Linked DNA regions of Homo sapiens: region 1 is linked to region 2. Evidence: chromatin loops called from intact Hi-C (ENCODE). Cell type or tissue: chondrocyte. All regions are shown on one strand. Links, peaks and the distances in the headings refer to the core of each region. The heading gives the core; the rest is flanking DNA.

Region 1 (16,609 bases), core at 5,799-13,798, 1.5 Mb before region 2:
ATACACTGGCAGTCGATCCATTCCCCTCCAGAAGACAGTGGCCTACAGGGCGCTGGAACATCTTCAGGTTGCGCTTCCCCTATAAGCCCGCCATCTGTTGGGGGTAGCCCAGAACGAGTCCAGCACTCACCCAGTGGTGAAATCTCACTGGGGCCTCCAAATGTTGTAACCAGGCGAGTTGTAGAGAAACGCCACACTCTGAGACTAATTCAGGACTCCTTTTATTGCTGACGACCGAGAGACAGCTAGTGCTCAAAATTCTCTTGGCCCTGAAGAAGGGGCTAGATTTTCTTTTACACTTTGGTTTGGAAAGGGGAGGGGGAGCCTAGCTGAAGCAATTTTACAGAAGCAAAACAGGCAAAAAAGTTAAGAGGATAAATGGTTACAGGAAAAAAAAACAGTTCCAGGTGCAGGGGCTTTAAATCTATCATGAGGTGATAGACGCAGGGGCTTTGGGTACCATCAACCGGACACAGACGCGGGGGCTTTGGGTACTATCAACCGGGTGAATTCCTGGGAACTGCGGATATAGCTTGCCACAGTATCTTATCAGTAATTGCATTCTTTGATGTGCTGGGAGTCAGCTTGCACAAGTTAAGTCCTTGAAGAAAGGGGGCTAGGTAAGGGGCTGCAAGTGAAGGAGCCAAAATGGAGTCTGTCCGGCTCTCTCAGCTAAGGGAGAGTCAATTTCAGGTTAAAACAAGGTAGGATATCACACAGCCAACCCACAGCACATGAGGGATCAATGATTGTCATCATCATCAATGATTGTCATTTTAATCTATTGAATTTTCAGGTTATTTGTGACAGTAAAAGTGAGCCAATTGAATCATTAATTTCTATAAATATGAAGAGTTTGCAATCACTTTTTGTTATTGATTTCTATGAAAATTGCATTGAGATCAAATTATATCCTCTGGAAATTTTAAAATCCTTTGAAATTTGTTGAGAGCTACTTTATGTTCTAATAAGTGGTCATTTTTATTAATCATCCACATGCAATTAAAAATGCATATTCCTCCATTATTACATGCCTTATTCTATTAAGTTTTTCCTAATTGTATTTTTAAATCTTATATATGTTTATTTAATTTTTTTATTTTAACAGCTTTAATGAAGTATAAATGACATATAAGAAGCATGTATATCTAAAATGTACAATTTGTAACTTCTGACAGTTGTGAAAACCAGAAAAATCATCACCACAATCAAAATATGAACAGATTTATCCCTTGTGAAAGTTTTCTTGTGCCTCTTTAAGTGCCTCTCTCCTGCCTCTCCTTGTCCCCTTCCTTCTCTCTGGGCAACCACTGATTTGGTTTCTGTCAGTATAGATTAGCTTGCATTTTCCAGCACTTCATGTACATGGACTCATAGAGCATGCACTGTTTTTGATCTGATTCCTTCACAGAACTTATAATCTTTCAGGTTCATTGGTCTTATGAGTATGAATACTTCATACCTTTTTTTGAGTTTCAAATGTTAAAAAATTTACATACAGCAAACTCACTCTTTTTGATGTGCATTTCCGTGAGTTTTGAGAACTCTGTCTTATGTAGGTTTTGTACGGGTGTCTGGAGTCGTAGGCACTTCTACAACAGTAGAGATGTTTCCTAACTTCAGACGCTCCTTGTGCTGTGCTTTTGTAGTCAGGTGGTCTCCTTGCCCTTAATCCTGAGTGGCCACCAGCTTGTTCCTCATTCCAATGGCCTTGCTTTTTCCAGAACTGCTTATCAATGAAATCATGTACTATGTAGCTTTTTGAGTCTGGCTTCTTTCAATAATTTCCTCATTGACAAATTCTACCTATAATCTTAAAATACTAAAGGTATCAAGTATCTTTATTAATACTCATTTTTTCAGATGTTTTAATTGCTGGAAATAAGATTACCCAATTTATTTTTTAAAAATCAGGTTCTTCACATGGACACAGGAAGGGGAACATCACATACCGGGGACTGTTGTGGGGTAGGGGGAGGGGGGAGGGATAGCATTAGGAGATATACCTAATGCTAAATGACGAGTTAATGGGTGCAGCACACCAACATGGCGCATGTATACATATGTAACAAACCTACACGTTGTGCACATGTACCCTAAAACTTAAAGTATAATAATAATAAAAAAAAGAGATAAAAAAATAAAAAATAAAAAATAATCAGGTTTTTATGTGGCAATATATTTAATATATTTTTATATAGTAACTAGATAATAAGATTTCTTTTTTACCTCTGGCTTTATTGGTATAATTGACAAATAGGAATTGTGTATATTTAAAATGTATGGCTTTATAATTTGATATATATTTACAGGGTGAAGTGACCACCATACTCAAGGTAATTAATATATTCATCATAGATTTGATTATATTTAGAATTTTAAAACAAAAAGGTATTGAAGTCAGCCAGACTCAAAGGCTACATATTGCACGGTTTTTCTTATTAGCAATTCTGGAAAAAGTAAAGCTATAGGGATAAGAGCACACCAGTGGCCACTAATGATTAAGGGTGAGGAGATTATTTGAGTACAAAGGAACAGCAGAAGAAATTTTTTGAGGGGTAGAAAACAGGTTTTTTTTTTTTGTTTTTTTTTTTTTTTGCTGGTGAGGACACTTAAGATAACAATTTTTAGCAAATTTCAAGTATGATGGCTCCTCCCTTTTTCACAGTTTTGCTTTCTGCAGTTTCAGTTACTCATAGTCAACCAGAGTCCAAACATTGGTGAGGCAGTACAATAAGACATTTTCAGAGAGAGACACTGATCAGATTCATGTAAATTTTACTACAGTATATTGGTATAATTGTTCTATTTTATAATTAGTTCCTGTTAATTTCTTACTCAGTTGGATTTATAAACGAAACTCTATGATAGGTATGGACGCATAGGAAAAAAGCATAGTATATTGTATAGAAGGTTCAGTACTATGCATGGGTTCAGGCATTCACAGAGAGTTATAGAATGTATCCCCTGAGGATAAAGGGGATTCTTCTATACAATACAGTATTATTAATCATGGTCACCATGCTGCCCATTAGATCTCCAGAGCTCATGCATCTTGCATAGCTGAAACTTTGTACCCTTTGACTGACAACTTCTCACTCATCCCACCCACCACCACTTTGTGGCCCCAGGCAACTACAATTCTACTCTCTGATTCTATGAGTTTTATCATTTTAGATTTCACATAGAAGTGAGATCATGCAGGATTTGTCTTTCTGCGTCTAGCTTATTTCACTAATGTCCTCCAGGTTCATCCATGTTGTTGAAAGTAGCAGGATTTCCCTCTTTTTTAAAAGGCTGAATAGTATTCCATTGTATATTTTGTAAAACACAGATGATAGATACATAGATAGATAGATAGATAGATAGATAGATAGATAGATAGATAGATAGATAATAGACAGATAGATAGATAGCTTTTGTATATATCACATTTTCTTTATCCATTCATCCATTGACAGACATTTAGGTTCTTTCCCTATCTTGGTGACTGTGAATAATGCCACAATGAACCTTGGGGTGCCAATCACTGATCTTATTTTTTTTGGATATATACATAGAAGTGGGATTTCTGGATCATACAGTAGTTCTATTTTTAATTTTTTTTTTTTTTTTTTTTTGAGACAGAGTCTTGTTCTATCGCCCAGGCTGGAGTGCAATGGTGTGATCTTGGCTCACTGCAAACTTTGCCTCCCGGGTTCAAGTGATTCTTCTGTCTCAGCCTCCCGAGCAGCTGGGATTACAGACACACACCACCATGCCTGGCTAATTTTTGCATTTTTAGTAGAGACAGAGTTTCACCATGTTGGCCAGGCTGGTCTCAAACTCCTGATCTCAGCTGATCTGCCCACCTCGGCCTCCCAAAATGCTGGGATTACAGGTGTGAGCCAATGCACCCAGCCTATTTTTAATTTTTTGAGAAAGCTCCATTCTGTTTTTCATAAAGGCTGTACCATTTTATATTTCTACCAATAGTGCACAAGGGTTTCAATTTCTTTACATCTTTGCAAACACTTATAATTTCTTGTCTTTTCGGTAGAAGCCGTGCTAATGTGTGTGAGATGGCATCTTGTGGTTTTGATTGGCATTTCCCTGATGATTCGTGATGGTGAACATCTTTTCATGCAGCTATTGGCCATTTGTATGTATTTTTAGGAAAAATGCCTACACAGGTCTTTGCCCATTTTTAATTGGATTATTTTTTGCGTTGAGTTGTATCAGGTAATTATATAGTTTGGATATTAACCCCTTATCAAATATATGGTTTACAAATGTTTTCTCTCATTTTTTAGGTTGATACCTCCAGCTTCATCTTCTCACTCAGGATTGTTTTCACTTTTTGGGCTTCTTTGCGATTCTATAAACATTTTAAGATTATTTTCCTGTTTCTATAAAAAATGCCATTGGGATTCATAGAATCTGATATATGTCTTCTTTAATTTTCTTTACCAATGTCTTATAGTCTTCAGTGTGCAAGTATTTCACCTCTTTGGCTAAGTTTATTTTGAAGCATTTTATTCTTTTTGTTGTTACTGCAAATGTAATTGTTTTCTTATTTTCCTTTTTGGATAGTTCATTATCAGTGTATAGAAATGTCTCTGATTTTTGTATGTGTATTTCGTATCCTACAACATTACTAGAATTATCAGTACTTTAACAATACATTGTTAATTACACTCATCCTATAGTGCTATAGAACCCTAGAACTTATTCCTCCTATCTAGTTAGTTGCATTTTGTATCAGTAATCACTCTCCTTCTATGAGTTCAACTTTTTTAGCTTCCGTGTATGAATGAGAACATACAGCATTTATCTTTCTGTGCCTGGCTTATTTCACTTAACACAATGGCTCCAAATTCATCCATGTTGATGCAAATAACAGAACTTTGTGATTTTTTAATGGCTAAACAGTATTTCATTGCATATATATACTGTATTTTCTTCATCCTTTCACTTGTTGATGGACACTGAGATTGATTCCAAATCTTGGCTGTGAATAGTACTTCAATAAATATAAGAGTGCAGATATGTCTTTGATATACTAATTTTCTTTCTTTTTTTTGGATGTATACTCAGTAATTGTATTGCTCGACCATGTGGTAATTCTGTTTTTAGTTTTTTGAGAAATCTCCATATCATTCTCCATAATGGCTATCCTAATTTACATCCTCACCAACAGTACGCAAGGTTTCCCTTTTCCTTGCTTCCTCACTAGCATCTGTTATCTTTTGCAATTTTGATAATAGCCATTCCCACTGAGGTAAGATGAATCTCATTGTGGTTTTGATTTGCATTTCCCTGATGATTGGTGATGCTGACCACTGGAAAAATACCTGGACCATTTGTATGCCATCTTTTGAGAGATATTTCTTCAGCTAATTTGCCATTTGTACATCAGATTATTTGTGTGTTTTTCCATGTTGAGTTATTTGAGTTCCTTATATATTCTGGATATGAATCCCTTGTCAGATGAATAGTTTGCAAATATTTTTTTTTCCATCCTGCAAGTCATCTCTTCTCTCTATTGATTGTTTCCTTTGCTGTGCTGAAGCTTTTTAGTTTAATGTAATCCCATTTGTCTATTTTTGCTTTTGTTGTCTGTGCTTTTGGGTTTTCTCCATAAAATCTTTGCCAAGACCAATGTCCTGAAAATTTTTATGCATATTTTCTTCTAGTAGTTTTATAGTTTCAGCTCTTGCATATAAGTCTTTAAGCTATTTTGAGTTGATTTAAGGAAAAATATGATTAGAGATGGATGTCTGGTTTCATATTTTTGGCATATTAATATCCAGTTTTCCCAGCACCACTTATTGAAAAGACTCTCCAATCCCCAATAAATGTTCTTGGCACTTTTGTTGAAAATCTGTTGATGGTAAATATGTGAACTTATTTCTGTGCTATTTAGTTCCATTGACTATGTGTCTATTTTTATGACAGTATCATACTGTTTTTTTTTCTTTTGTTTTCCTTTTCGTGGCAAACAGGGTTTCACTATGTTGCCCAGGCAGGTCTCGAACTCCTGGGTTCAAGGTATCCTCCCGCCTCTGCCTCCCTAAGAGCTGGGATTACAGGCATGAGCCACCATGCCCAACTGTTTGTTGTTGTGTTGTTTTTGTTTTAACCATAGCTATATAATCTATTTTGACTTCAAGAAGTGTTATGCCTCCAACTTAGTTCATTTTTCTGAGGATTGCTTTGGTTATTCTGAGTCTTTTGTGGTTTCTTACCAATTTTAGGATTGTTTTTTCTACCTCTGTGAAGATATCATTGATATTTTGACAGGGATTGCATTGAATCTGCAGATCACTTTTGGTGATATGCTCATTTTCACAACATTAATTGTTCCAATCATGAACATGGGATGCCTTTTCACTTTTGATGTCCTCTTCACTTTCTTTCATCAGCGTTTTATAGCTTTTTGGGTAGAGGTCTTTCACCTCTTTCGTTAAATTTATTCTTATTTTGGTAGCTATTTTACATGAGTTTGCCTTCTCAATTTCTTCCTTTACTAATTTGTTGCTGATGTGTACGAATGCTACTGATTTTTATATGTTGATTTTGTATCCTGTGCCTTTACTGAATTTCTTTATCAGTTCTAAGAGTTTTTGTTGGTCCTTTTAGGTTTTTCTATATACAAGACCATGTCATCTGCAAGCAGAGACTGGGACATCCTCCTATCCAGTCTGGATGCACTTTATTTCTTTCTGTTGCCTAACTGCTCTGGCTAGGACTTCCAGTACTATGTTGAATAAAACTGGTGAAAGTGGCCACTTTTTTTTCTTGTTCCAGATTTTAGAGAATGACGTTTCAATATTTCCTTATTCACTATGATGTTGGCAGTGGGTTTGCCATATATTTCATTTATTATATTGGCATACGTTCTTTTTACACCCAGTTTGTTAAGAGTTTTTATAATGAAGCACAGTTGAATTTTATCAGATGCTTTTTCTGCATCTATTTACATGATTGTATGGTTCTTGTTCTTCCTTCTGTTGATGTGATGTGTCACATGTATTGATTTGTGTATTTTGAACCATCCTTGCATTCCTGGGAGAACTCCCACTTGATCATGGGGAATGATCATTTTGCTGTGCTGTTGGGGTTGGTTTGCTAGAATTTTGTTGAGGATGATGGATATTGGCCTATAGTTGTTGTTGTTGTTGTTGTTTTCTGTATGTGTGTGTGTCCTTGTCTGGTTTTGCCATCAGGGTATTGCTGGTTTTGTAGAATGAGTTTGGAAGAATTTCATTCCCTTCAATTTTCTGGAGGACTTTTTGAAGAATTGGTATTAGTTCTTAAATATTTTGTACAATTCTGGAAGAAAATGGAGCCTGGGTTTTTTCTTTGATGGAGACATTTTATTACAGGTTCAATCTCATTACTTGTAATTGCTCTATTCAGGAGTTCTATTTCTTCTTGGTTCAATCTTGGTAAATTTTATATGTCTAATAATTTACACATTTCTGGTACGTTTTCTAATTTGTTAGCTTATAGTTACTGGTAGCAATCTCTAATGATACTTCGTTTTTGCGTGGTATCAGTTGTGATGTCTACTATTTCATTTCTGGTTTTATTTACTTGGGTCTTTTTTCACAATCTAGTTAATGGTCTGATGATTTTTTTTCTTTTAACAAAACCAACTCTTCATTTGTTAATCTTCTATACTATTTTTTAGTCTCAATTTCATTTATTTCTGCTGTGATCTTTATTATATCTTTCCTCCTGCTAAATTTGGGTTTGGTTTGTATTTGCTCTTTTAGTTCCTTGAAATGCATTAAGTTTTACTTGAAATCTTTCTCTCTTTTTTTTGATGTAGGTAGTTACTACTAAACTACCTTGTTATTATTGCCTTTTCAGTACCCTATAGATTTTGTTATGTTGTGCAGGTTTTATTTGAACTTTTTCTACATTTTTGATGAAGATATTTATTATCAAAATTCTTGCTAATATTGTGTTTGCTGGATCACACAGGCTTTGGTATGTGGCATTTCTATTTTAACTTGCTTCAAAAATTTTTTTAATTTGCTTCTTAATTTGTTTATTTGCTCATTGTCTCATTTTTATATATTTGTTCATTTTAGAAAATTTATCTTGTTATTGATTTGATTTATAGTGTTACTTCATTGTGGTCAGAAATGATACTTGATGTGATATTTTCATGCAGGCAAACGATGTATAATAATCACATAAGAGTCAACGGGAGGCTGGGTGTGGTGGCTCACACTTGTAATCCCAGCACTTCAGGAGGCCAATGCAGGCAGATCACAAGGTTAGGAGTTCAAGACCAGCCTGGCCAACATAGTGAAACCCCGTCTCTACTAAAAATACAAAAATTTTTATTTTTTGTATTTTTAATCCCAGCTACTTGGGAGGCTGAGGCAGGAGATCATTTGAACCCAGGAGGCGGAGGTTGCAGTGAGCCGAGATTGCACCATTGCACTCCAGCCCAGGCAACAGTGCTAGACTCTGTCAAAAAAAAAAAAGAAAAAGAGTCAATGGGGTATCCGTCACCTGAAGGATTTATTCTTTGTGTTACAAATAATCTGATTATACTTTTTCAGTTATTTTAAAATATACAATTAAATGATTATTAACTATAGTCATCCTGTTTTCCTATCAAATACTCATTCTTTGTTAAATGTTCTTATGGAAAGAAATAATATTTTGCAGCTGTTGGATGAAATAGTCTATAAATATCTGCAAGAGCCATTTGATCAGAAGTGCAGCAATTGTGTCAAGAAATTTTGAATTTTTCCACATATATATAAACTTCCCTGTTTTCTTGCCAGTTTTGATTTCTGGTTTCATTCCACCGTGGCTAGAAAAGACACTGAATATGGTTCTGATCTTAAATTTGTTAAGACTTGTTTTCGAATTAACTTGTCTTCTATCCTGGAGACTGTAGTGTGTATTCTTGAGGAGAATGTCTTCCGCTGTTGGGAGGAAAGTTCTGTGTGTGTCTGGTAGATCCATTTGTTCTATGATTTTGTTTAAGTCTGTTATACGTTGTCTGTCTAGATGGTCTGTCTATTATTAAATGTGACATGTGGAAGTCTCCTACCATTTACTATTGCCATTTTGTTAACATTTTTGTTTGCCCTGTAGTTCTTTTGTCCCTCTGTTTCTACTCCCTAGGTGTCCTTTCACTGTGACCTAGGGTGGAGAGGAAGACAGTGGGAGCATCCCCCCAACAGTTTTCTCTCCTTGGTTCCTGTGTCCCAGCATTGTGTTAACTGTGCTGCCCATTGTTGTAGGCGTGGTCCTCCAAGTCATGGAACCTTATGAACTAAGTTATGGGATTAACCATGCTTTACCCACACTGCCTTAGCTTATCGATCTGTGTGATCTGCCTGGCTTCCTGAAGAAATGGATCTCTGGAGAGACTGTGTCCCCTTTGGGCAAGCCTTCTTTAACAGAGTCAGTGTGCTAAATTACCTGCTATTATGGCCTGTGCTAAAATATTTACCCATAGCAAAATGGTTCTGTTTAACCTCTGTACTTAAAATCACTTTACTAATTAAGTACTGCTCTCATTGGAGACAGAAATGAACGTAGGGACCTAATGGTGATTTTTCCTGCTGTTGGCACAGTATGGGCGCTAACATTTGGCTGTGAAGGACATTTTCCTCCTAATTGTTGAAGTTGGAGCTTTCCCATTCACAGAAAGACCTTAGAGGCTGATTTCTAGCGGTGCAAAAAGAAAGAATTGAGAAGCTGCAGTATTACTGTAAAACACCGGCGATTTGCCACATGAAGAGGATTTATATTTCCACTAGGTGGCGCTGTTGGCTTAGAAATAACATGTGCTCGCCAGAGGCAGGATAGAGATGCTTGTTGAGTTGCTGCACGTGGTGTTTGCTGATCTTTCCTAACAGAACTGTTTCCCTGAACTGTAAAATTTCCTGCACACTGCACACACAGAGGATAGGAGACATAGTGACAGCAGATAGAAAAGAAAGGAAAATTTTGTGACAGGATAGCTGGAGATCCATGATCAACACTTGGATGGGCTGTTGGAGGCTGGGTTCAGTCCCGAAGCCTTTGAATAATGCCAGGGTGTGCCCTGGACAGAAATTCTCAGTTGCCCTAGGACTTCTCCCAGCCTCATGTGATGGCTAGGAACTCTGTGGAAAAAAAAAAAAAAACTGGTTTGAAGACAGCCTTGAGATTAAAGGGCAGATTTGAGGCTCACTCCATACTCACCAGTCCGATGTTTCTATCTTCCATTCTGATCCTGATCCTGGATGAGAACCGCCAGATGAAACAGCTTGGTTGACTGGGGTATATACCCTGTTTCTTTGTCTCAGTCGAAAAAAATTCAGGACGCGAATACACATGAGGAGTGGGTTTAGGAGCAGAAAGTTTAATAGACAAAGAAGAAGAAGAGAGAGAAAAGGCTTCCTCATGCTGAGAAAGCAGGTCGCCCAAGAGAGGGTCTCCAGTTTGCAGCAGGATGCAATCGATTTTGTGCAGAGGCTTAGGGAGGTGGTGATTGATTTACATAGGGCCCAGGGGATTGGTTTGACTAGACGTTCCATTTGCATAGCCTGCAAAAAGACTGGCCTTCCCACCCTACTCTTTTATTATGCAAATGTGGTTCTACCTGGTGGGTCACCATGATTCCTACACACACGGTGACAAGGAAAAGGAGAGCAGGAACCACCATATTCAATGTACCTGGCTTCCAGGTACCGCTGCTGGCATTTACATATGAAAGCTCCTAGTTTTCATATATATCAGGCTGCTTTCTGTCGGAGAAGAAATGGTTTGGGGCTGCTTTTTATTAAAGGAAAATTCCACCGAGAACTTTTACCCTTTCTAGCTGCCTAAAAATAATTTCTTAATAAATCCTGTATTAGAAAGACCCAGGGCTCATGGTTTGGAGAGTCTCATGTGCTCGAGAGGCTGTAGGCCAGGAGGTCAGAGCCAAGGGTCTAAAATTGAGGTTGAGTGGTGCCATGGACACAGGAGGTCCTGGAGGTTCCCAGGCTAGCCTACAGAGCTGAACAGCCAGAGCCAGCCCACAAGCTCAAGGGCTAGCTGAATCCCCCTTCCTGGCCCTTCCCTGCGTCATTGGTGTCTGCTCCCTCCTCTCTACCTCCTCATTCACGAGGTTCCTTTTCCTCCCAGATTCCCAGGGAAAGGCCTTGGTGGGAGAGTACCTTGTCATGCTCTTATTTTAATGCTGAATTTAGAGAAAAACCATATAATACCCTTTTGAATTTAGTCAATATATTCATACATAGAATTTTTGCAAGATTTATTTTTACACTTTCTACCACTTGTTTGAACTTTTAACTTCATATTTTCTAATTTAAAACAATTCTTTAACCCTAGGCAAGAATTTATATTTTTATGCCTCTTATAACCTTTTATTAAAATACATTTTACTGTTGCTACACACCTCACATGTAAATCTATTTCCAGTAGTCTCAATTACATATCATAATGGTAAGTTGGTGGGAGGAGAATAAGCACTCCCACCCACTGCCCTAGAACCAGCAGACCCTCCACCCAGACTAAGGTGCAGGCACACACAGCTGCACTCACCAGCCCACTGAGCACATGCCTCTTGTCCTCGTCTGCCAATTTGCCATTGAAACAGTTCTTCAGCTTTCTAGCATTGGACAATATTAATGAGGATGTTCAGTATTGTGCCACATGATCAACATATTCATCAGGGGTTCCCACCAGGAAGAGATCAACATCCTTTGTCACAACTGGGCAGATGTCACAATCTGGAACACAATGACACGTGGACAGACCCTTGAGAGACACTCATCAGAGCCTACACATCCCTTTCCCTCCATGTATGCTCAAAACTGCCCTTGGATGCCATCAAAGCCCCAGCATCCACATCCCCAGGCATTCACAGCCTGGCACCTACTTGCCCTGGAGATCAGGAGCACGGCAGTGAAGAGCAGCCCGAAAGTAGGAGCCAGCTTCATGGTGCCAGTGGCAAGTTCGTCAGGCCCCATTTGAGGCCCTTTTATACCTGTGCCAGGTCTCACAGTGGGGCAGGAAAAGGCCTGTGTCTTTCCATTTGCTGATTATCTCCCCCTACCCATAGATGTATGAGGAGCTCCAATGTGCTGCTACATCCTCAGGGCTCAGACCAGGACCAACACAAAGTAGATGCTCTATAAATGTCTGTTAGATGAATTGAAGGGACATCCCCATTGCTCTGGAGTCTATAAACTACATATTTTTAAAACTTATTTTGGTTTCTTATTTTTTTAAGACAGAGTCTCCTGTTGCTCAGGCTGGATTGCAGTGGTGCAATCAGAGCTCACTGCAGCCTCAACCTCTCAGGCTCAAGCCATCCATCTTAGCCTCCCAAGTCGCAGGGACCACAGGTGTGCACAACCAAGCCTGGCTAACTTTTTTATTTTTAGTTTTTGTAGAGATGGGGTTTCCCCATCTTGCCCAGGCTCATCTCAAACTTCTGGACTCAAGCGATCCTCCCACCTCAGCCTCCCAAAGTGCTGGGAGAGACACTCATCAGGCATGAGTCACTGTGCCTGGCCTCTGGAGTCTATGAACAAGAACTTTTACAGATACTTACTGTATATTTGCTTATTAAATTGCTTTGTATTAGTTAAATAAAGTGAAAGTTTTCAGTACTTTGTCAGTTCAGAATAAGGCAGTTTTTGGCTAGAGGTTCTTGGCTGACCTTTTCTCTGAGTCAGTAGTGACAGAATAAGGTTTGCTGAAGCTGCAGAGTCAAAGGTAGAATGCAAGGTTTTTGGCCTTGATTAGAACCTTGTACAAAACAGGATTCATGTCTGGTAAGGGCTCTTGGTTGAGAGGTGCCAAGCAATGAGCTCCAGCTGTCAGCTGTTCATCATGTCTTCTGGTGTGTGACACTGTCTTAGTCCTGCCTTGCTTTTTTATGGCCTTGGTAGTGTTGAGGTGGTGGACATCGTCAAATGCCCACCAAGCTGAGTTTGGCATTTTTTCTCATAATATTTACATTGGGATTAGGATTTTAGGGAACACACCCTGGAAGTGCAGGACCCTGTGACATCAATGTCTAGGCACTGGTTATCACTTATCACTTGATTAGTGTCATCTGTGTTGGCTTTCTCTACTGTTTTTCCCTTTCCCTACTATTTTCTTGGGAAACATCCAGCACATACTCAAGGTGGGAGGGCAGTAAGCTTGATGGTGGCTAGATGTTTCTGAAGACAAGAGTAGGGTGGCCAGGTGTGGTGGCTCAAGTGTACAATACCAGCACTTTGGGAGGCAGAGGCAGGAGGATCCCTTGGGCCCAGGAGTTCAAGGCCAGCCTGGGCAACATAGTGAGACCCTGTCTCTTAAAAAATAACAAAATTAGCAGAGTGTGGTGGACTGTGGTCCCAGCTACTTGGGAGGCTGAGGCAGGAGGATTGCTTGAGAGCCTGGGAGGTTGAGACTGCAGTGAGCTATGATCACGCAATTGCATTCCAGCCTGGGTGACAGAGGAAGACCCTGTCTCTAAAAAAGAAAAAGAAAAAAGTAGGAAATGGGGAAAACAGTAGCAGGGAGGGGAGGATCTATATATATATAATTTGGAATTATTCTGTAAGGAATATCTGTCTTTTCTTTCTCATTTATTTATTTGTTCAATCATTTATTTGTATTTTTTTTCTTCCCTGTTTTTTTTGTTTCTTTTCTTATTTCAATAGGTTTTTGGGGAACATGTGGTGTTTGTTTACATGAATAAGTTCCTTAGTGGTGATTTCTGAGATTTTGGTGCACCCATCACCCAAGCATTGTACACTGCACCCAGTGTATAGTCTTTTATCCCTCACCTCCCTGCCACCCTTTCCCCTGAGTCTCCAGTATCCACTGTATCATTCTTATGCCTTTGCATCATCATAGCTTAGCTCCCACTTATGAGTGAGAACATAATCATTTATTTTTATCAGTATAGACTCACATGTAGTTGTCCCTTTGGATTTATGGGGAATTGGTTCCAGGACCTCCCATGGACACTAAAATCCACAGGTGTACAAGTTCCGTATATAGAATGGCATAGTATTTGCATGTAACCTGCACACATCCTCCAGTACACTTTTAAGTCATTCCTAGATTACTTATAATTCCTAATGCAATGCCCACATACAACTTCCTTCACATGGATTCAAGATAGCGCTCGGTATGGGATATATTCAAGTTTTGCTTTTTGAAATTGTGTGGAATTCCCTCCCCTACTCCCCAAGTATTTTCAATCTATGCTCAGTTGAATGAACAGATGTGGAGCCTACAGATGTGAAACCCACGCATACAAAGGGCCAACCGTATGTTATTTTATACTATTTTATACTCTGGGTTATAATCCCATACTATGTGATTTATTTCATTGCTCAGATTGTTCCACATTTGATCCTTCGGAGCTTTCTCAGGCCTCCTTCTGCTAGAATTTTCATAGACAATCTCATCTTGTTTGTGCCAAGAAACTGTTTTCCTAAAGAAGGTTCTCCATGGTATTTTGGCTACCTACAGTGGCATAAACCTGTCCTTGGACCTTCTGTGGTTTTTATCTCCTAATTTTGGGAGAGTGCTACTTTTGGAGCCAGGAAAGGTGGGGGAAGAATGTGGCCAGAAAGCAGAGGTGACAGTTGGGGGTGGGACAACAGAGCATTTGGGGCTGAATGGTGCCACTTAGAAAGGTCAGCTGCAGTTGCTCCTTGGCCAAGGTACAACTGCTTCTCTCCAAAGCCACCAGCAGCAGAATCAACAGCAGCTGGATCAACATCTTTAGCCCTTTGTTTCCACAGAGTGGGAGGGGCTTCCTGTGGGCACCACTTCTCAGGTGAGGAAAGCACATGTGCCAGGTCCCAGCCCACGGGCATTTGTTTATAAAGCAGCAGAAGCCCTGCCCTGAGCAGAACACTCCAGTAGACAACACGATGAAGGGGGCACTGCTTGTGCTGGCCTTGCTGGTGATCAGAGAGCTGTGCTTCCAGACAGGTGAGAGTGGGAAGGAGGAAACAGATGGCCCTCCTATCCTTGCCCCACTCTCTCCCATTCTGCCCCCTATGGTGATCTGTCAGCAGCTTCCAGGGACAGATTTAGGGGCCAGTATCACACTGAATGGGCAAAAACTGGAAGCATTACCTTTGAAAACCGGCACAAGACAAGGATGCCCTCTCTCACCACTCCTAGTCAACATAGTATTGGATGTTCTGGCCAGAGCAATCAGGCAAGAGAAAGAAATAAGTGGTATTCAAATGGGAAGAGAGGAAGTCAAATTGTCTCTATTTGCAGAAGACATGATTGTATATTTAGAAAAGCCTATCATCTTAGCCCCAAAACTCCTTAAGCTGATAAGCAACTTCAACTTGGCTGTGGGTTTGTCATAAATCGCTCTTATCATTTTGAGATATGTTCCATCAATACCTAGTTTATTGAGAGTTTTTAGCATGAATTTTGTCAAAGGCCTTTTCTGCATCTATTGAGATAATCATGTGGTTTTTGTCATTGGTTCTGTTTATGTAATGGATTACATTTATTGATTTGTGTATGTTGAACCAGCCTTGCATTCCAGGGATGAAGCCAACTTGATCATGGTGGATAAGCTTTTTGATGTGCTGCTGGATTCAGTTTGCCAGTATTTTATTGAGGATTTTCGTATCGATGTTCATCAGGGATACTGGCCTGAAATTTTCTTTTCTGGTGTGTCTCTGCCAGATTTTGGAATCAGGATGATGCTGGCCTCATAAAATGAGTTAGGGAGAAGTCCCTCTTTTTCTATTGTTTGGAATAGTTTCAGAAGGAATGGTACCAGCTCCTCTTTGTATCTCTGGTAGAGTTTGGCTGTGAATCCATCTAGTCCTGGGCTTTTTTTGTTGCTGTCGGTAGGCTGTTAATTACTGCCTCAATTTCAGAATTTATTATTGGTCTATTCAGGGATTCAAATTCTTCCTGGTTTAGTCTTGGGAGGGTGTATGCATCCAAAAATTTATCCATTTTTTCTAGAGTTTCTAGTTTATTTGCATAGAAGTGTTTATAGTATTCTCTGATGGTAGTTTGTATTTCTGTGGGATCAGTGGTGATGTCCCCTTTATCATTTTTTATTGTGTCTATTTGATTCTTCTCTCTTTTCTTCTTTATTAGTCTGGCTAGTGGTCTATCTATTTTGTTAATCTTTTAAAAAAAACCCAGCTCCATGGGTGGAGCCAAGATGGCCAAATAGCAACAGCCCCAGTCTACAGCTCCCAGCGTGAGTGATGCAGAAGATGGGTGATTTCTGCATTTCCCACTGAGGTACCAGGTTCATCTCACAGGGGAGTGCCAGACAGTGGGTGTGATGCACTGTGCGTGAGCCAAAGCAGGGCAAGGCATCACCGCACCCGGGAAGTGCAAGGGATCAGGGAATTCCCTTTCCCAGTCAAAGAAAGGGGTGACACACAGCATCTGGAAAATCGGGTCACTCCCACCCTAATACTGCACTTTTCCAATGGGCTTCACAAACGGCACACCAGGAGATTATATCCTGCATCTGGCTCAGAGGGTCCTACGCCCATGGAGCCTCGCTCATTGCTAGCACAGCAGTCTGAGATCAAACTGCAAGGCAGCAGCGAGGCTGGGGGAGGGGCGTCCACCATTGCTCAGGCTTGAGTAG
Region 2 (16,609 bases), core at 3,005-11,004:
TCAGAGGGGCTGGGTGGGCTGGGAGGGATGCTGCATCCCCACCTGTCACTGGCTCCGTCCTCAGTCTGGGTCTGTATGGGCAGGAGGTGGGGACGGGGTGCTTCCATAGAGCATATGGCCTCCTGCACAGGGCAACGCCGTGCCACCAGCTCCCCACTGCGAGTGGACCCTCAGACACCGTGACAGACCAGGGATTCCCCCCAGCTGCGGGAGTGGGCATACCTGGGAGGTAAGGGGCTCCGACCCCTCCCCGGGGGCGGTGGGGGGGACCTGCTTCTGTCCCATGGGCTCCGGGTGACACCTAGTGGCCAGGATTTCCTCTTGCACTGTGGGCCCCCAAGCCCCCAAACTCCTTGGCCTGGGACATCCCAGAAAGGAAGGGCACCCCTGCCCTAGGTCTCCACCCACAGACTGGTTCTCACGGTCCCCCGCCCCCGTGCCGGCTCTCCGGGCCTCACCCACAGGCGCACTCACACCCGCTGTGACACTCATCCCTCCCTCCCTCCCACGCACACGGCCACAGAGCCGTGTGGGCCTATGGGAAGGGGTGTCCTGGGGCCCTCTGGGCAGAGGGTCTTCTCCAGTGCCCTACCGGACCACATGCACCCCCCAACCACCCCTCACCCCCAGGAGTGCCTGCCCAGGAGCACCCCCCGTGATCAGCTAGTCCCCCCGGGGAGGGAGGCCTAGAGGAGGAGCCTTGGACTTTCCACCCACCTCCTCCCAGCCAGGCCTCACGGTTGCTGCTGTGAAAGCCAACCTGGGACAGAGCCAGGAGCCCCAGGTGAACACCCAGCCAGAACCCAGTGGGGAAGGAGGTCACCAACCCAGCCAGAAGCCCAGGAGGGACCAGCCCCAAGGCGACGTCTGCCCCAACCAGGGCCCGTCTCCTGGTGGCCCTCGAGGACATGGGCATGGGAGAGGGCCCAGGAGCCAGGCCAGGCCCAGGAGTGGGCATGTGAGCATCAGCCAAGAGCGGCCTCCCTTCCGGGCCAGGGCCAGGCCGCCTGCATCACACAGGGGAGCCCGAAGAACGGGGGGAAAGGCCTGTAGGCGGGGCTGCCCAGAACCCTGCCAACCAAGGCACGGGGGCACACGTGGCCAGCAGCACCGGGCAGCACCAGGCATCTGAGACCCCAGACCCAGCCTGCCTAAAGGGGCTGCCTTCAGGTGACACCACTGGCTTTTTCCTTCCAGAGCCACCAAGAGAGGAAGGAGAAGGTGACTTGCCCCATTTCCCAGTTGTAGGCACTGGGACTTGGCAGGAACTGACAGAAACAGAAGATGTGGGCACTTTGCTTCCCAGGCTTGCGCGGGGAAGCTGGCAGGGCCTCGGGGTCTCTACCTCCTGTGCCTTCCCAGGACCCAGGCGTCCCTCACTGCCATGCACTCAGCCCTGCCAGCTGGGAGGTGGCCTCATCCACTAGAGAGCCCCCTCCCCTGCAGCCTTCACCTGACCTCTAGTCCCCGCTTATGCAACGGAGGTGTCACAGAAGCCGGGCACCCACAGGGCAGGCTGGGGTCTCAGCCAGGGTTGGGCTAGGGGCCTAGTGGGCTGAGGACCTGCCCGGGGGGCCAGCTGCAGCCTCTGTGTGCTCTTCCCCACAGCACTCACCTGTGTGCATGGTATGGACCTTGGCTAGAGATGGGCAGGCATGGGCAGGATGAAGAGTGAGTGGGCACCCCAGTGTGCCTGCAGCTGCTGCCCAGGCTGTGCTCAAAGCCCGGAGGCTTAGGGGCTGGAAGTTCATACTCCACAAGTGGTGTGTGCCAGGGAGCTGGCCTGGAGGCCTGGGCCCCTAAAAGGGTTCTATGGGTGGAGTTAGAGGGTCCTTGCATCCCCAGTGCCCTCCCTCAGCCCCAGTGCCCATCGGGATTGGCGCAGTTCTTCCCTGGTGGGCACTTTCAGATGGAGAAACTCCTATGTCCACCTGAAGGGACTCCCATTCCTGTAGAAGGGGCAGAAGCCTTGGGCAGGCAGATGAGATTCCAGGTGGCTCACAGATGGGTCTCCTCCAGCGCTGGGACCCTGTCCACCCCGCCTCCACTGCTCCTCCCTCTGGTCTGCCCCACTTTAGATGGGGGAGGGGCATTGGAATCTTCAGTGAATGAACACAGAATTGAAGGGCCAATTGAATTGAATTGAAGTTCACACTCGTAATCCCAACACTTTGGGAGGCTGAGGCGGGACAGTTGCTTGAGGCCAGAAGTTCAAGACCAGCCTGGGCAACATGGTGAGACCCTGTCTCTACAAAAAAACTTTTTTTCTTTTTAATTAGCTAGGCACGGTGGTTCACACCTGTAACCCCAGCTACTCAGGATGCTGAGCCGGAAGATTGCTAGAGCCCAGAGGTTTGAGGCTGCAGTGAGCTATGACTGCACCACTGCACTCCAGCCTGGGTGACAGAGTAAGTAAGACCTTGTCTCTTTAAAAAAAAAAAAAAAAAATTGAACTGAGTGTCACAGCCTCAACTTTGCCACCAATATTTATAGTGCCTTTTAGGAGCCAGACTCTGGGCCAGGACTGGGATGCTACAAAGAGGAATGACTCTGGCTGGGTTAAGGGATGGTATGGGGGAGCAGGAGGCAGGGAAGGAGGAACACAATGAGTGGATGCTGCCTCCCATGGGCTAAAGAAGCCGGGGAGGGAGTGCTGGCCCCAGCCTATCAAGGGAGGGACATTTCCGGAGGGCTCCCTGGAGGAGGAGGATACCTGGGCTAAGAAGGTTCCACCAACCCAAGCACTCCCCTGGAATTCCAGGGTAACTGCAGAGGAAAAGCACTGAGGACATTCCAAGCAGCTGGAACAGGGAAGGTGGAATTAAGGGAGGCAGAAAGGCCCAGCACACCGGGGCCGCTGGGAGCCACGGCAGGGACACGTCCCATGTCCCCACAGGGCCAGTAAGGATGCAGCTGTTACAGAGTAGCCAGGCCTGGGAGAAATGAGGACCGCAGATCTTGCAGTGTGTGCTGGGAAGGGAAGGAGCTTCTTGGCATCACTGCCCCCACACCCACCCAGATTAGAGAATCAGGGAGGTCAGAGGCCCACAACAGTGGTTTTGCTTCTCCCCTGGGGTAGTTTAGAAGTGTGAGGGGGTTCACTGGCTGCAGTAATGGGGTGCTGTAGTCATGGGGTGGCAGGGACCTGCTGTGTGAGGGGCATCCCGCCTGGTGGCAAGTTGCCCCGCACCCCACACAAGAGAGGAGGGAGTTCTGTGTGGGCAGGAGGTGGGGATGGGGCGCCAACTGGGAACAATTTTGCCCCTCAGGGGACATTTCTCAGTGTCTGGAGCCACTTCTGATTGTCATGACCTAGGGGTACTGCTGGCATTTAGAGGGTAGAGGCCAGGGCTGCTGCCGAGCATACCCCACTGCACAGCAGTTATTCTGCTCAACATATCCACAGCGCGGGGCATGAGGAACTCTGATGTAGGATTGCTAATAAACCCTATCGGTAATGACCCTATCGGGAATGACTACTTCTGTTCGGCGTCTTTTCCAGATGCACAATTTCTAGGGATGCAATGAGCATGAAAGCTGAGGGGAGATGGAGCTTTGTTTTGTTTGGAAATTTACCAAGAAGCATTTGCCATTTTGGAGAAACACATCCCCAAGATCACAGGGTGGCCCCAGCAGGCACCTGAGCCCTGAGGGTAACCCTGCTCCCGTCTGTGTCTGCAGCAGTGACAGCCTCTGCCATTCTGTGCAACCCACATCTGAGTCCACTGTAGGTCACACCCAGGCCTCTTTCCAGTTGAATATACATAATGAAATTATAAATTACTTTCCTTTTATTTCTTCCTTATTTTATTTATTTATTGTTTTTAGAGACAGGGTCTTGCTCTGTCACCCCAGCTGGAGTGCAGTGGCGCAGTCGTGGCTCACCGCAGCCTTGAACTCCTGGCCTCGTGTGATCCTCCTCAGCCTCCCAAAGTGCTGGGACTACAGCATGAGCCACTGTGCCTGGCCTATTTCTTCCTTATTTTAAAGCTACGACATTAGATGGATTTTGAAAGTCTGGCTGGGATTCTATGATCTATGAATTTTACTTTGGGGTGGTAAGGAGATACAATAAGATTCTTTACAGCAGGAGAAGGAGTCTGGTTAGATGAACCAGGTTTAGATGCTCACGGGGGGCAGGGGATAGGGAGGACCACCCCAGGGTTCTTGTCTGCAGAAGGAGGATGTCCCATGGCTAAGGGAAGGGAGGTGAGACCTGGGAGTGAAGGAAGATCAATGTCTGGACCCTCAGCTTGAGCGAGGCCGGGTGCAAAGGTCTGAGGCCAGGAGGAACATCTGGGTGTGGGCAGCAAGGAGTGAAGATGGCAGGCCCATAAAGTGTCAAGAGTGAGGGAGGCCAGGCACAGTGGCTCATGCCTATAATCCCAGCACTTTGGGAGGCCGAGGCGGGGAGGATCATTTGAGGTCAGTAGTTCGAGACCAGCCTGGCCAACATGGTGAAACCCCATCTGTACTAAAAATACAAAAATTAGCCAGGCGTGGTTCTGCATGCCTGTAATCCCAGCTACTCAGGAGGCTGAGGCAGGAGAATCGCTTGAACCCGGGAGGCGGAGGTTGCAGTGAGCCAAAATCCCACCACTGCACTCCCGCCTGGGCAAGACAGTGAGACTCTATCTCAAAAAAAAAAACCAAAAAGTGAGGAGATGGGAGCGCTGGAGGGAGCCCCAGGGCACTGCAGGGGCAGGTGGAGGACGAGGGGCTGTGGAAGGGACTGAGAGCAACCAGGTAGTTTGGTCCAGGGAGGCTCAAGAGAGGTTTCAGTGGTCCTGGGGCATGGGGTTAGCACAGCAGCGCCCACATCGGGTCTCACCTATGGGGGTAGCCTACTTTTGAGATCAAAGGCAGCTCTGGGCAGAAGCCACCGGGCCCCGCTCAGTTCACGAGGCTGGCCACACCCAGCCATTGGCAGGTCTGGGTCTCTGCCCATCAAATCAACGGGGCTGGGATGAGTGCCTCAGGCCAGGAGGGGGCCAGGAAGCCCCAGGACCACGTGGCCAAGCCTCCCAGGATCACGGTTACCAGACCCCCAGGATTCAGGGTCTGGTTACTCCAGCTCCCCGCTTACCAGATGTGAGGCCTTGGGCCGATGATTCCCTCTCTCTGTGCCGGGTTTTTCCTTCTTTGAAAAGGGGAGATAACATAGGGCTGGCCCCACTCCCCTCTCCCCCAGACAATGTCCCATTTCCATCCCATGGTCAGGCCAGGCTAGTGCGCCCCTTCTGGCAGGGCCCAGCCCCAGCTAGGTTGATTGGGGTCCCAACCCATGGTCAGGGCAGAGCCGGCTGGTCAGCCTGGAGAGTCCTCATCCACAGTTCTCCATCCCTGTGACATGTCGCTGTGAAAGTGCTTCCACAGACATCCGTCTGCAGGGCCTGAGTGGTGGCGCTGGGTAGCCCACTGGTGACTCACATAAGCACAGGACTGGGGGCCAGTTTTGAACCCTCCTCCAGCAGATAGCTCAGTCCCCTGCAAGTGGCTGGTACCCTGCTCTCAGAGAGGCACTCTGCAGGGAGGGTCACCCAGGCCCGAGCTGGGGTGGAGGTCTTCTGACCCTGAGACTGCTTTGCCTTAGACCAAGGGGGCCTAATCTTCTGGCTTCCCTGGACCACATTGGAAGAAGAATTGTCTTGGGCCACACATAAAATACACTAACACTAACGATAGCTAATGAGCAAAAAAAAAAACAAAACCAAAAATGTTGTTTTTCTTTTGAGATGGAGTCTCCCTCTGTCGTCAGGGCTACAGTGCAGTGGTACAATCTCAGCTCACTGCAACCTCCGCCTTTGGCTGTTAGACTTTTTTCTGGGGTCCCTCACCGACCTTCCACGCACAGTCCCCCAGCCACCGGCAGAGCTGAGGATGCCGCCACCCAGGGGCCACATCCAGCTGGGCCTCCACCCACAGGGTCCCGTGAACCCATGCGTTCTCGGATCCGAACAGCCCCGGTGGTGTGCAAAGTCTTGTTTTTACGTTACAAGCATTCATTTGTTAGAAGTAAACACGTAGATTGCCCCAATTTTTTGTACCCGGTTTTGACGTGTCTTGGAGCCTGTGGGGGGAGCCCGCCGCAGCGCGCAGCCCCACGGTGCCCGCTCCCCTCCAGCAGTGGCCGCCCGCGCCTTTCCCAGGCTCAAGGCCTCCCTGCCCACCAGGCAGGTGGGGAGGCTGAGCCCACGGGGCCTGCGGAGCCCCGACCCACCGGCCAAGATGGGCCTGGCAGGGCGGCTCCACCGAGCTGTGAGAAAGGCCAGGCCCATCAGATAAGCGCCGGTCCCTCCCGCAGCCACCGCCACCACATGGGCTCTATCGCCTCCCCGTGCCTCCCAGCCCTGCCCCGAGGCAGGTGCGCTGCACGAAATGAATCTCACTGCAAGATCTCTCTGGTTTCACTATGAATGTCCTGACCCAGGCCAGCACCCACAGTCCCTGGGGCCTCCCCTGCATCTCTTCTCTCGGGCTACAGCAGAAAAGAGCCTGAGCCGCTCTCAGGAAGGACTTCCCTGGCTCCCAGCTGACTCTAGTGGTCCCCGGAGAAGCCCAGGAATCCTAGCCTGTTCTCCCCAGCCCTCTAATACAAGATCCAGCAGAGGCCCGGACTCTGACATCGGGAGAGTCAGGCCACTAGGTCCAGCTCAGGCACCTGGTCTCAAGGACCAACGCGGAGGCTGCCCTCTGGTGGCACGTTTTGGAATGGCGGGTGTCCTTAAATGGAAGGATATGGGTAAAGGTCCCACGGAGAGGGTACCCTGGTCCCGGAGGCTGGCCCCACAGGATGCAGGGCTGGGAACCCCTGGAAGGAGAGGAGATCCCGGTTCCAGATCAGAAGTCCAAGCCCTACCTTCTCGTGTTCCCTACTGGGCTGCACAGGGCCGTGAATGCAGTGGCTTCAGGGGAGGACATGGGATAATAGGAAGATACAAGAAACCTGGCCTCCCTGACAGGTCACCCCCTCCTCCATGCCCCTTTTAGGACCCCAGGACCTGGGGAGCAAGAAAGGCGAGTTCAGGCAAACTGCCCGTCCAACAGCTGTGGGCAGCGAGGGATCACATGCTGCCCTTTTCCTCTCCACCTCACAGGGAAAAACTGAGACGCTCCATGTCCAGTCTGTAAGTCAATGGCAGAGCCGGGACCAGAACCTGCATCTCGCAGCTCGTGAGGCAGACACTTGGAACCTCCATGGAGAACCTGTGATGTGCTGGGGGCAAGGCCAGGTCTCTGCCTTTGAGCCTGGGGAGGTGGCAATGTGGACACAGAATGGGCACGTCTTCCATTCTGGGGACCAGGAGGCTTCCTGGCCAAGGTGATGCCTGGCCTGACTCATGAGGGACAAGCATGAAGGTGTGACAAGGTACGGCCAAGGAGGCAGCAGGAGCAGGCAAGGTGTGACAAGTTACGGCCAAGGAGGCAGCAGGAGCAGGCAAGGTGTGACCAATGCCTGCTGTATTTGGGCACACAGAGTCGGAGTTATTGGCTTGAAAGAGAGTGACCATCCATCCAGTTTGCTGGGACGTCCTGGTTTATATCTGTCAGTTGTACTCTGCTGTGATTATAAATAGTGCCTCCTTTCACTTGCAAACCTGTCTCAGTTTGGACCATGAATTAAATGATCTCCCTCCTGACACCTGCCTGTGGGGTCATTCACAGCCTGTGGCTGCGCTGAAAGAAGAGGATCCGAGACAGGGAGGGTTCCATTTGTACCTCGGAGCAGCAGCCCTGGGTTGGGGAGGAGCTGTTTCAGCCCCCAGGACAGGGTGGGGGTGCAGTGCACGGGGGAGTGGGGAGGTGGTGAAAGGCCCAGGTGGGGTGGTCGGAGCTCTGGGCGTGGCAACTGGGATCCCGACCCCACTCACAGGAGGGATGGGTTGGGGCTGGGTGGGATGTCACAGCCTGAAAATTACAGGGAACAACACCCTGTGGTCATTCTAGAAGCCCCACCAGCTATGCAGGCCAGGCCAACCTTAGACCTGGGCAAGGGGGTCTCTGCTGTGGACCCCGTGCCCTGGAGAGCCAGGACGTCACCAGCAGCAAATGCAAAGAATTTTTTTTTTAATTTCAGTCTCGTAAGAGTGTTTTAAAGGTTGATAACTGAACAACAGTGAGTTGTCGGAGAGGACAGATGCGAAAAAAAGACCCCACAGGCCCAAAGATGTGGGGCTGAGTGTTGAGTGCGTGTGTGGATGAGTGTGTGAGTGGTTGTGTGTGATTGCAAATGTGTGGTGGTGTGAGAGGTTCTGTATGGTTGTGTGTAGTTGTGAATGTGCGGTTGTGTGTGTGGTTGTGTGTATGAGTGTGTGAGAGTGTGTGAGTATGCAGTTGTGTGTGTGGTTGTGAGTGTGTAGTTGTGTGTGGTTGTGTGTATGTCACTGTGTGAGAGTGAATATGAGTGGCCGTGTAGGTGGTTCTGTGTGGTTGAGTGCATATGGTTGTGTGTGTGGTTGAGTGTGTGGTTGTGAGCATGAGTGTTTAGGAGTGTGTGGGGTTGTATGTGGTTGTATGTAGTGTGTGGTTGTGTGCATGTGTGTGACAGTGAGTGTATATGTGGTCATGCATCTGGGTATGTGAGTGAATGTGGTTGTGCAGGTGTGTGAGTGTGTGGTTGTGTGTGTGGTTGTATGTAATTGTGTGCATGTGAGTGTGTGAGACTGTGTCTGTGATTATGTATGTGTGGTTGTGCATGTCAGCGTGTGAGAGTGTGTGAGGTATGAGTGTGTGGGTGTGTGCATGTCAGTGAGAATGTGTGGTTGTGCATGTGTGTGTGGTTGTGTACGTGTGAGTGTGTGAGAGTATGCGGTTGCACGTGTGTGTGATAGTGTGTGGTTGTGTGCATGTGAGAGCGAGTGTGTGGTTGTTCGTGTAAGACAGTGTGTGAGATATGAGTGTGTGGTTGGGTGCATGTGAGTGTGTGAGAGTGTGTATGTGGTCATGCATGTGGGTGTGTAAGTGTATGGCTGTGCATGTGTGTGAGTGTGTGGTTGTGTGTGGTTGTACGTAGTTGTGTGTGGTTGTGTGTGTGTGTGTCTGGGCAGCCTGGTGTCCTGGTACCTGTCTGCGCTCCTTCCCTGTCCTGCTCCTTGGTGAGATTTTGGGGAGGAGATTAGAATGCCCTGGAAATGCCAGGTTGGAAAAGCGAGGTGGCGAAAGGGTGCCCAGGCCAGCCCCCAGTCAGGAGCGTGCTCACACCCAGGGTTCTCGGGCACTGTCTTAGCTCCCACCCCAGTGGATGACGGCCATGAGAACCAGGGGAGACCACGCCCCAGGGGCGGGCTGCAGGGCCGGGTGTGAATGAGGGCTGCATCGTGGGTGCAGTTTCATCTCTAACTTGGAAATATGTAGGCCTCCCGGGTGAGGGGCTTGCATGTGTGTTTGCGCCCTTGGCCCACCAGTGCAAGGGTTGAACATGGTTGTTGTTGGGGAGGTCCAGGGAGGGTGCAGAGAGGAGGCAGGAAATGCAGGGCAAGGCCAGAGAAGGTGGGGAGAGAGAAGGAGGCAAGCACGACAGAAACAATGTCCAGGGCTGAGAATCCATGAGACAGAAGCAGAAAGGAGGCCATAAACTAGCAGGTGCTTGCAGCTTGGAGAGGGAGTGGTTTGGGGTCAGGATGGTAGAAACCAAGGAAAGACTGGGGCTGCCTGAGGAGATACCTGGGCTGGACGTGGGAGTGTCAAAGAGAATGGAAGTGGCGTAGGAGTGCTGAGTGAGTTTAACACCCACGAGGGAGTCAGAGCAGGCCGCAGACCCCCTCCCAGCATGCAGATCCTGACCCTCCCAGGACCCTGCCCAGGCCATGTGTAATGTCCCATGTTTGTCAGAGTGTAACCTACACACACAAACATGCACCAATCATCTAGTGTTCCCCTTAATGAATTTTCATAAACTGAACATACTCGTGAAACCAGCACCCCGATCAATAAGTCAGACATGATCTGCACTCCAGGGCCCCTCCTCAGTTCCTATCCCCAAATTGCTGCCCAGTTCCTACCCCCAAGAAGGTAAGGATAAACCTCTATCTTGACTTCTAACATCAGCATTCATTTTGCCTATTCTAGAACTATAAATGCAATCATCCCAGAACTGGATCTCTTGAGCCCAAGAATTCAAGACCAGCCTGGGCAACAGAGCCAGACCCTGTCTCTACAAAAAAATTTTAAAAATTAGTCAGGCGTGGGGGTGCATGCCTGTAGCTGTAGCTGCTCAGGAGGCTGAGATGGGAGGATCACTTGAGCCCAGATGTTGGAGGCTGCAGTGAACTACGATGGTGCCATTGCACTCCAGCCTGGGCGACAGAGTCTCCGTCTCTTAAAAAAAATTAATGGAATCATCCCAAAATGTAATCTTGTGTCCAGCTTCTGTTGCTCAACATTGTTTATGAGATTCACCATGTTGCAACATAGTAGTAATTTGTTCATTTCCTTTGTAGCACAGAACTCCGGAATTTACATGTACTCTAAACATGTTCATCCATTCTACTGTTAATGGCTATCTGGGTTGTTTCCAGTTTGGGGCTACTAGGAAGACTGCTATGAATGATATCGTAAATGCCTTTTAGTACATTTATATATTTATTTCTGTTGGAGACATACCTAGGGGTGTATCTTAGTTCGTCCTCTCCAGAAAGCAGTGCCTGGGGCAAAAGCTTAGAAGGTACTTCTGTTTCGTTTTGTGTTTTTAGAGATAGGATCTGGCTCTGTCATCCAGGCTGGACTACAGTGGTACCATCATAGCTCATCACTGCAGCCTCAAACTTCTGGGCTCAAAGGATCCTCCTACCTCAGCCTCCTGAGCAGCTGGGACTACAAGCATGCACTACCACGCCCAGCTAATTTTTAAATTCTTTGCAGAGATGGGGTCTCACTATGTTCCCCAGGCTGGTCTCAAACTCCTGGCCTCAAACGATTCTCCCCCATCAACCTCCCAAGGTACTGGGATTACAGGCATGAGCCAGGGTGCCTGGCCTTAGGTAGAACTTAACTGGGGGATGCAATTGCAGGGAAGCAAGAGTAAGGGGGAAAGGAAGTGAACAGGGATGGCATGAGAGCCAATATGAGGGTGAGTTTCAGAGTTGGCCACCACTTGGTGCCAAAGGCAGCTGATGCTGAATCTTGTAGTAACATCTTCCAAGAGGTTTTTATAAGGAATATGATTCATAAGGGTCCATCTGGGATGAGGTAGAGGGAAGAATTTATCCACTGACTCCCATCTGCCATTTATCCATCTGCCATTGTCCAAGTGAGATAGGAGAACAGGGAAAATGAGGCAGGAAAGTAGCAAAGGGAATTGAAAGTTGGATAAAGGGCAGAATAAGTAAAAGCAGAGAGCAGAAGAAGCAAGGTGAAGGGGCAGGTGAGCAAGAAGCCAGACAAAAAGCAGAGGTTCAGCAGCCAAAACAAAAGTAAGATAAAAAAGTGAGCAGGGCCGGGTGCCGTGGCTCATGCCTGTAATCCCAGCACTTTGGGAGGCTGAAGCGGGAGGATTACCTGAGGTCAGGGGTTCAAGACCAGCCTGGCCAACATGGTGAAACCCACTGTCTACTAAAAATACAAAAATTAGCCGGGCGTGGTGGTGGGCGCCTCTAATTACCAGCTACTCAGGAGGCTGAGGCAGGAAAATTGCTTGAACCGGGAGGCAGAGGTTGCAGTGAGCCACCGAGATTGCGCTACCGCACTCCAGCCTGGATGACAAGAGTGAGACTCCGTCTCAAAAAAAAAAAAAAAAGCGAGCAGTATCCCATGGCCGGCAGGATCCTGACCAAACCAGTAAGGGGCTGCGCTTCAGAGATGGGCATGTGCATTGGAGAGAAAAGGTATCCTTAACATAACCCCGTTATGATAATCAGCTACTTAAGGTTCATGCATATGAGCTGCATATCATGTATGTACTTAGGATTATGGGATGGAGGCAAGGTGCAAGCGCACGGGGGCCAAAGTAACTAAGCAACACACCTGTCAATCAAAAAGATAGACACTGGCTAGAGATTAGGCAGCCTTGGGAAGAGGGGGAAAAAAACAACATATAGAAAGACCCAAAGTACACCAAACTAATGCCGATCTCATCTCACAAAGATCAGTCCACTCTTCCTCTCCAAGAGTGGAATACTGCACTTAATACACTTTTTGCTATCTGTATATGTCTCTTCCAATTCTTTGTTCAAGTCGCCCAGATCCTGGAACTGTGTGGCACCATTCAGTAACACAAGGATAGGCCCGAGTGTGCTAACTCTCCTGCATTTCTGATTGCAAGTTTGTGGGTGCCAGATTGGTCCCTTATTATCTCATTCCTCAGGGGCATCAGAGAATCCCTGAGGGTGATGGGGGGTGCTGGCAGGTTGTACCTGCACCTGAAGTGGGAGGAAAGGTGGCAAAGCCTTGACACCAAGGTGAGGCTAGGGGCTGGGGAGGTGGCGTGATATCCAAGAGGCATCTAATACAGAGTGGAGATGCTGGATTTGGAGGTACTGCCAAATGGTTTTCCAAACTGGTGGTACCAACTCCACATCCTTGCCAACATTGGGTGTGTAATTTTCACCATTTTGGTGGCTACTCAGTGGTATCTTATTCTCGTTTTAATTTGCATTTCCCTGATGGCCCATGAGGTTTGAGTGCCTGTTCAGGAGTTTAACAGTCATTGGACATCCTCTTTTGGGAAGCACCTATTTAAAGTCCTTTGTTTTTTTTTTTTTTTTTTTTTTTTTTGAGATGGAGTCTCGCTCTGTTGCCCAGGCTAGAGTGCAGTGGCATGATCTCAGCTCACTTCAACCTCCGCCTCGCAGGTTCAAGCGATTCTCCTGCCTCGGCCTCCTGACTAGCTGGGACCACAGGCACTCACCACCACCCCCGGCCAATCTCTGCATTTTTAGTAGAGACAGGGTTTCACCATGTTGGCCAGGCTGGTCTCGAACTCCTGACCTCAAGTGATTCACCTGCCTTGCCCTTCCCAAGTGCTGGGGTTACAGGCATGAACCACCATGCCCGGCCTATTTTAAAACTTTTTCCTATTGATTTGATACATATTTTTCAATACAACTCATATGCTTATATTTTTAGATAGAAGTCCTTTATCGGCCATATGTATGGAAATAACTTCTCTCATATGTGGCTTACTCTTTCCTCTTTAATCATGTCTTTTGACTGACAGAAGTTTCTAATCTTAATGTAGTCCAATCTGTCACTTTCTTACTGTGTTTCTTATGTCTGTTTAAGAAAATGTATCTATTCTCTCCCCTGAGTTTTCTTCTAGCAGCTTTGATGTTTCACCTTTCACACGTACATTTCACATGTACATCACCTGGGACTGGTTTTAGGGTATAATGGAAGGGTGACATTAAAAGGGTTTTGGTTTTTTTCTTCAATATATAGATCCACCACCACTTATTGAAAAGCCCGTCCTTTCTCCACTGTTCTGCAATATCAACTTTGTCATAATAAACCAGGATGGGTCTGTTTCTGGATTTCTGTTTTCTTCCACCAGTAGATTTGTTTATCTTTGCATCAATGCCACACTGTCTTCCTTACTGTAGTATAAGTCCTCCAGATTTGTTCTTCTTCACATACTCTTTAGAATCAGCTTGTTGAGTTTCATCCCTCCAAAAAAGCCTTGTAATCAACAACAAAGTTGTCTGGTGCTTTGATCAAAATTACATTGGATGTATTTATCAATTCTATAAATCAATGTGGAGACCAACATTTTAAATTCCAATCCATGAACATGGTATATCCCTCCATTAGCTTATGTCTTTAACAATTTCTCTCAGAAATGTTTTGTAGTTTCTTGCATAAAAATTGTACACATCATTCACTAGAATTATTTTTAGGTATTTGATTTTATGCTATTATTAATTTCATTTTCTAATTATTTCTAGTATATAGAATACAATTAGTTTCTGTATATTAAACTTCTGTCTAGCGACTTTGCTAAATGAACTTATCTTCCTTAAATTAACCTGTAATTTTTTTTCTACATACTGAATCACATCATATGTGAATGGCAGCTTTATCTTTCCCTTTACTATCTTCATACCTTTTTACTTATTTTTCTTGTCTTATTGCTCTGGCTAGGACCTCCAGTACACTATTGTATAGAATATTGACAAGTGCCAACATCCCTTCTCATTTTCAATCTCAGTAGAAAAGCATTCACACTTTCACCACTAAACATGATGTCAGCTGTAGGGTTTTTGTTTGTTTCTTGGTTTCTTGGAGATTTGTTTTTAGGTAGATACTTTTATCAGATTAAGGAGGTTCTCTTCTGTTTCTATTTGCTAAGAGTTGTTTGTTTACATCACGGATGACTGTTTTTTGCATCTGTTGAGGTTTTCCTTTTTTCTCTCTATTAATGTGGAGAATCATGCTGATTGGTTTTTGGATGGTAAACCAATCCTACTAACCTTTTGTTCCCATTGAAATTTGCAGGTTCTAGTTCAATTCCACGAAAAGGACCTCCTGAGCTATGGGGCCTGGCTGACAACATACAAACTCCATCCTGTGCAAAGCCCTAGGCCGACCTTTCCCCCACAAACGCATACTCCACATTCCAGGTCCCAGAGAGACACCCTCGAAAACCACAGGCTTCAGAGCTGCGAGGCTTGCGCCAGCCCCTGCCCCTTGGCAAGCTGCCCCTGATTGCACCAGCCCTGGCTAGACCCTCTCCCAGCAGACCCTAGAATTGCGAGGGCAACTGGGGGGCTGGGGAGAGTCAAACCAGAAGGTCGAGGCCTCTGGCCCCTAACACCCGCGACAATCAGGGGTCTCCGGAGCCAGGGCTGCCCCTACCCTGCGCGAGGCTCCTTTAAGAGAGTCGGCCTCTGAATGGTCTCTGGGGCTGGAGGTGGAGGGCGCCAAGAATGCCGGTCTCCGACGACAGAAGCGAGAGGGATGCAGCTTCGCCGGGTGGCCTCCCCCTCGGCGTCCCACCAGCACGTCCACCCTGGATCCTCCCGCTCCTACTCCTACCCCAAGTCCCCGCCCCCAACTTCGAAGCTCCTGTGTGCCTGCAAACGCCGGCCCCGCCCCGCTCCCACCTCCAGGCCCTGCCGCTGCCAGGGACCCGCCCCTGCCAGGGACCCGCCCCCGCCCCGTCCCACCCCGGTCCACCCTGCAGCCGTCGGACCCCTGGCAGGGCCCCAGCAAACCCGGAGGCCGCCACTGGGGGGAAGGACGGGGCGCCCGGCGAGGCCTCATCCACATGCAGGGGACGGCGCGTCGCGGCGGCCGCCAGGAAGAAACAAAGGCTGTTCCGCCGCCGGCCGCACAGTGCCAGGCTCGCCCCGCCCGCCGCCCCGGTGGCCCCGACGCGGCCCCCCTGGATCTTTTCCGCCGGCCTCGGCTGCACAGTCCGGACGGCTTCCGGGAGGAGGCAGCCTCCCTCGGATCCCCGCACTCCCGACCCTCTCCCGCGACCACAGCCTCCTTCTCCGTGTCTCCCGGGCATTCCAGGTCGCCTGGCCTTCTTGAGCCGGGCTGGATCGCGCGGGACCTGCACCAGAGACCCGAGTTCTAGTCCGCTGAGCCCTCACTCTGACCTGGGACGAGGAGCCTGTAGTGAAGATCTCAGGCCAGAGGTGGCCCAGAGCCTGGTAGGGTGGGCGAGCCGTGTCCAGGACTCGTCACAGGTCTTGGGTCCCCGTGATGAGGATGAGAGCCCCCGGGATCTTCACCTCGACCCTCAGGCCTTTGATCCAGGGTGCATAGGACACCCAGACCCCTCAGAGGAGTTCCAGACCTCAACCCCCACCCCTCCTGAGGTTGTCCGCCTGGGAGCCTCAGGAGGCACGAGAAAGGGTTTGGTCTCAGCCCTGCACTTGCTCGGCGATCGCTACTGATCTCTGGGCTTCAACTTCCACCTGTAGAATGGACTCACCCTGGGAGCTGTCTCCTACACACACACACACACACACACACACACACACACACACACACACATCGTGCAGGCATAGAGTACTAAAGGGAGCACACACTGCATCCCCACACGCGGCCAGCTGTTATTCTTGCCGTCCCCCTCGGCCTCCCTGAGAGCAGGGATTGTCTTGTCTCGGAGCTCTGCTCCCCAACCCGGCCCCAAGAATGGATGTAACTCAGGCAACTGGAGGGTCCCTTCCTTCGCCCAACTGGGAAGTCCTTCCTAGATCTGCCCCAAGTCCTCTCCTTCCTTCCCAGGCCGGGACTGGGGGAGGGGGCGTTCCCTTTAAGGGAGGTGGGGGAGGGGGCTGTGGGCCGGCCCTCCTTCCGCCCCTCCCGGGCCCCCGCCGCCCGGGGCCCCCAGTCCCGGGCCCGGAGCCAGCGCATGCGCCCGCCTGTGGGCGCTGTCCCGGCTGCGAGGGCCGTGAGCTCACGGACCGACGGACCGACGGGCGGCCGGCCGGACAGACGGGGCAGCGCAGGGAGCGGGGACGCGGCGGGACAGCGACATGGCCGGCCACACGCAGCAGCCGAGCGGGCGCGGGAACCCCAGGCCTGCGCCCTCGCCCTCCCCAGTCCCAGGGACCGTCCCCGGCGCCTCGGAGCGGGTGGCGCTCAAGAAGGAGATCGGGCTGCTGAGCGCCTGCACCATCATCATCGGTGAGCGGGACCCAGGCGGGCGGGCGCCGGGCGGAGG

The links. Peaks named below come from ENCODE experiments on the same cell type or tissue, not always from the same donor. Only the 100,000 strongest peaks of a DNase experiment are listed, where the experiment ranks them.
Region 1: it touches region 2 in a loop (11-fold over the local background); 2 of 110 quality-filtered maps call a loop at or near these places.

What each region holds. Positions count from the first base shown.
Region 1 is chr19:34,706,041-34,722,649 of GRCh38, reverse strand. It overlaps the pseudogene SCGB2B1P and the pseudogene SCGB1B1P. Among named protein-coding and RNA genes, the nearest start is that of ZNF181, 20 kb to the left of the region's middle. In chondrocyte, for the core only: CTCF peaks have their summits at 9,576 and 9,776 (motif pointing right); no DNase peak of the experiment used is centred there.
Region 2 is chr19:33,225,516-33,242,124 of GRCh38, reverse strand. SLC7A10 (solute carrier family 7 member 10) reads left to right here and starts at 16,275. Exons shown (of 11, transcript NM_019849.3): 1 at 16,275-16,572. The coding sequence starts at 16,422. RefSeq lists silencers at 409-508, 9,175-9,342, enhancers at 6,782-6,931, 7,869-8,038 and a cis regulatory region at 7,953. In chondrocyte, for the core only: a CTCF peak has its summit at 6,703 (motif pointing left); DNase peaks (open chromatin) are centred at 4,888 and 6,733.